2 separate regions of the Mus musculus genome follow, and region 2 is linked to region 1. A link is a loop called in an ENCODE intact Hi-C map of the cell type or tissue named here. Cell type or tissue: heart. All regions are shown on one strand.

The links. Hi-C counts contacts between places; a loop is a spot of excess contacts. Peaks named below come from ENCODE experiments on the same cell type or tissue, not always from the same donor. Only the 100,000 strongest peaks of a DNase experiment are listed, where the experiment ranks them.
Region 2: a loop joins it to region 1, with 2.4 times the contacts of the local background. A loop is called at or near these places in 2 of 42 quality-filtered maps.

Annotation. Positions count from the first base shown.
Region 1 is chr9:79,523,840-79,526,339 of GRCm38, reverse strand. No RefSeq gene overlaps it. Among named protein-coding and RNA genes, the nearest start is that of Gm10635, 5.8 kb to the right of the region's middle. In heart, no CTCF peak of the experiment used is centred here; no DNase peak of the experiment used is centred here.
Region 2 is chr9:79,680,072-79,682,571 of GRCm38, reverse strand. Col12a1 (collagen, type XII, alpha 1) reads left to right here. Exons shown (of 66, transcript NM_001290308.1): 15 at 284-550; 16 at 991-1,183; 17 at 2,158-2,279. Among named protein-coding and RNA genes, the nearest start is that of Col12a1, 37 kb to the left of the region's middle. In heart, no CTCF peak of the experiment used is centred here; a DNase peak (open chromatin) is centred at 1,521; H3K27ac peaks cover 878 bases.

The sequences.
Region 1 (2,500 bases):
AGATGCAGCATATGTCTAGTGAATTTTGCAGAGCATTCAAAGGGAGGACCTGCAGAGCACTGCCCGAAATGCTCATCCTTGAGTCTCATTTTTAATGACAGAGCTAAGACCCGATGTTGGTCACTGATAGAAATTTCCTCACCTGTTCATGACAGTCATCACAGCTCTTCTCCAAGTTCCTGTGGCCCCTCCCCTCAGGGATGACTTGTTTTATCCAATTCCAACCAAAAATATTCTTTTGATGATAAATGGACATTTCCCTCTCAAACAGGTAAAAAATAATCCCAGTATTCATAATCAGAGTTCCTTCCCCTTTGCTAGTTTGGGTAGCTTGTGCATATAATTTGGTCTTTCTGATATGTAGTTTAATTGTCTATAAAATAAGTCTTAAAATAACATTCTTTTATTTGGTTTGTGGTAGACTCATTTGAAAATACATTTGTTTCTCATAGATCTCTCAGCAGAAAAAGTCTGAAATCAGGGTACCAGAATAGAGCAGTTTTGGTGCAGACCCTCTTCTAAGTTACAGGCTACTGTTGTTGTTTTTTTTTTCTTTTCATTTTTTTATTAGGTATATAGCTCATTTACATTTCCAATGCTATACCAAAAGTCCCCCCATAACCACCCCTCCCCTCCCCTACCCACCCACTCCCCCTTTTTGGCCCTGGCGTTACCCTGTACTGGGGCATATAAAGTTTGCATGTCCAATGGGCCTCTCTTTCCAGTGATGGCCGAGTAGGCCATCTTTTGATACATATGCAGATAGAGACAAGAGCTCCAGGGTACTGGTTAGTTCATAATGTTGTTCCACCTATAGGGTTGCAGTTCCCTTTAGTTCCTTGGGTGCTTTCTCTAGTTCCTCCATTGGGGGCCCTGTGGTCCATTCAATAGCTGACTGTGAGCATCCACTTCTGTGTTTGCTAGGCCCTGGCATAGTCTCACAAGAGACAGCTATATCTGGGTCCTTTCAGCAAAATCTTGCTAGTTTTTTTCTCATGTTCTCACATAATTAAACTTGAGTGCAAGACTTTTCTCATCACTAAATGAAGCCTGACTACTGGGAATACATTAAATCTAATTGAGTTGTTAGCTAAAGGGGTCCCAAGGGAAGCCCCAAACAATGCAGGGTGATTCAAAGCCTATCAGTTGCTCTCCCCAAACTGAAGGCAAGGCCCTATAAGCTGAAAATAACACCTACATAATTCACTGAACATAGCTGGTGCTTACCTAGAGCCTTCACTCATACTAGTGTTGTTACAGGAAGGTACTCTGCAAGCCAACCAAGGAGAAATGAAAATAGCAACCCAACTACAAACCCTTTGATTTACAATACTAGTGTTGTTGTTACAGGAAGGTACTCTGCAAGCCAACCAAGGAGAAATGAAAATAGCAACCCAACTACAAACCCTTTGATTTACAATGGTTTCCACTCTGAAGATAGGCTATCTAGCGCAATGGTAGCACTAAGCTTGTGGAAGTAACCAATCAATATATTATTTGAGTTAAGGCCCACTACATGAGATGAAACCCAGACCTGGCACTGCTTGGGTAACCAAGAACCTGAGACTAGATAGCCCAGGTACTTAGGTTAAATCTGAATACTACTATTCTACAAAAGAGTTATCAATAAAGTGACTTCTAATGGCATCCCGCTATGTTCACAGATCAGTGTCTTGCTCAGCCACGATCAAGAAAGCTTCCTCCTGCAGCAGATGGAAACAAATAACAGTAAGCATAGCCAGACATCAACACACACACACACACACACACACACACACAGAGAGAGAGAGAGAGAGAGAGAGAGAGAGAGAGAGAGAGGCAAAGACAGACACAGAGACACAGAGACAGGTGCCATCATCAGAGTAGTTCTGTGCTATATTGGGTAGAGGTTCTACATAGTTATCTGTTGTTTCTAACTTCTCAGCCATCCTACATACAAATGATACATTCCTTAAAAGTTTATTGCTGAACAAGATTCTATTGTTTATGATTATTAAGCCTCACTTGAGAAGAACTATAAACCATTTAAAAATTGATTATACTTTTAAATTTGTATCTCTCCATGTGTGCTCTTGCATGGTGTGCATGGCATGGCTCCTGCATGGATGACAGAAGACGTCTTGCCAGAGCCTGGTCTCTCCTTCTGTTTTATGGGTCAGGAGGACTGAGCTCAGGTCATCAGGCTTGTTCATAGCATCTTTATCTGCTGAGCCACCGAAGGCTCACAGAACCATTTTTTTTAAAGCAAGCAATGTTTATACAGAGTATGGAAGTATGAAACCAATCAGTGTTTTTAAAGACTATCTAAGGGCAGGAGGCTGACAATGTTACTACAGACTTGCAGCCAGCAGGTTTTTGGGATTTGTTTTTTAAATTAATTAATTAATTAATTGCACATGGTGCTTGGGATCTACTTTTAATTCAGGGTCTCAGATATTTGGCAAGTGGTCTACTACTGAGGCACCCGAGAGCTCTGAGCAGCTGTGAGCCTTATAATGAT
Region 2 (2,500 bases), 160 kb before region 1:
GAATGCAGATAGGAAATCCCTGCAATATGAACTTTTATTTTTCTGTATTAACTGGATAAAGCGAGAGCATTCTACTGAGGCCACGCTGAGCTTAGGCTCACATGCCATCATGACACCACGACTGCAACATTAAGCAAGACATCTGTGTCCACACTTAGAATCTAGAGTTCCTTCCTACACGAAGGGAGAGGCAGACAAAAATGTTTTCCTTTAACATGCTGTACATTATTATTATTATTATCATCATCACTATTATTTATTGTTATTATTTTTTATTTCACAGTATCTCAAGATTCCAAAATCTTAAGAGTGGATGAAGAAACAGAACACACGATGAGAGTTACCTGGAAAGCAGCACCGGGGAAAGTCGTCAACTACCGTGTTGTGTATCGCCCTCAAGGGGGTGGGAGGCAGATGGTTGCTAAGGTGCCACCCACGGTCACTTCAACAGTGCTAAAGAGACTTCAACCCCAGACCACATATGACATCACAGTTCTCCCAATGTACAAGACAGGAGAAGGAAAGCTCAGGCAAGGCTCAGGAACAACAGGTATAAAACAATGATAAATATTTTAATTGAATCTGGGGCTGGGGGGCTGTGTCTGAGTTATAGAGTATTTAGCCAACAGGAATGGGTCCTTGGATTTAAGCTCTAGAACACTATAGGCAAATATTTATAATTGTAATAAACTAAATTATATTTATTAGATGGGGTGTCTAATTAGTTTATTACTTGTTTTGCAAATCTAGTTCCTTGTGAACTGATCTTTCTGCTAATGTATCAATGCAAAACTCACTTGAATTGTGCCAATTGTGTGTGCTGCTCTTGCAGAACTCAATTTCCCAGGGCTTTTATTGAGCCTGACATTTTATGCTAGTAGTAGACTTGACCCTTCTTATACATACACATTTTTTCTTGTGGGAGTGAATCCAAAACACCTAAGCCTATCTTATCCATAGTATTGTTCTTAAAATCTTTTATTTTTACAGCGTCTCGATTTAAATCGCCGAGAAACCTCAAAACTTCTGACCCAACCATGTCAAGTTTCAGAGTGACTTGGGAGCCTGCCCCTGGGGAAGTGAAAGGTTACAAAGTCACATTCCACCCTACAGGCGATGACAGAAGACTTGGGGAGTTGGTCCTTGGACCATATGACAACACAGTTGTCTTGGAGGAGCTTAGGTAGGAATGAACTGTATTTGTGCTAAGGACTGTATCACTTAGGTAAATTTAAATAGGCTTTATACAAAGAACAACCTCACGTGTTTGCAGAAAACAGAAAAGAATTAAGTCTGACAAACAGCTTGTATTGTTTAGATAACTTTTGTTACTAAGTGATCAGGGATGACTTTTAAAAAGAATACCTGGGTTTTGACATGTCCGTATCACATAGTTTCATTACAGTTGCAGTCATGTGAAAATGTGTGGCCAAGTGACTCATTCTGAGACACTCCCCTGCCCCCGCCAGGGTGGATGTCCCTGCAGGGAAGCACACTGGAGCTCAAAGGCCAGAGTCTGTGCTTGTGGCCAGCTGGCAGAAGAGCTTTGAGTTGATTAGAGGTCTAGTTTTAGACAGTGAGATGGAAAACAAAGGAGTGTGAACTTGAACAGCACTCCACATTCATCCAGAGATACCAATGGGTTACTGTACATTCCTCTTGGAAACTTTGCTTGCTCAAGTATTCATTCAATAGTGTTGGAACCTGTATAATGCTTGCTGTTCATTGTAACTTGAGTAGGTAGGATGAAATTTGGAAGGTCACTGTTTGACATTGCCCAGTGCTGAGTGTCTTAGGTCATTGGGCAGACACAGAACATTTCAATCATTCTAAAGCCGGCATCTCAGGAGCAGCCTAAGCAGGGCAGCTAATTTTTCCCAACACTGAGCGGCATGGGGGAAATGCTGTCTCTCTGACCAGTCCTGAGACAGTGCTGTAAATCCCCAGAGCTCCCTGGAATGCTGGGTGGCTAGTTTCCTGTGATTCCTTACCAGCAAGCTGGAATGTGATGGCAACTATCTTTCTTCTTTCACAATACTGAACATTATTCATTCCTATGGGTGAAAGTTTGTTAGTGAAGATAAGTTATCTTTAACAAGATGGAAGCTGTTCCTTTGAGACCATAGTCCCTACCCACTCTGCATATCACTATTTCAGGGCAGGCACCACCTATAGAGTCAATGTTTTTGGGATGTTTGATGGAGGAGAAAGTTTACCACTCGTTGGGCAAGAAATGACAACTCTTTCTGACACAACTGTGACACCATTTCTATCTTCTGGTAAGAAACTGAGTTATATTTCCATGAGAAAATAGTATTATGAAACTATCGGGCAAGTGAAGTGTGAGGCTATTAAGCAATGAAAATTATAACTTTCACTACAATTTATTTAAATAATGACAAACTCTTTTATATTTGTAGAAACTGCTTCAAATATCCAGTTGAGCCTACTTTTTTCGCTTTTCTTTTTTTTCAATTTCGCATTAATTAAATACTGGATT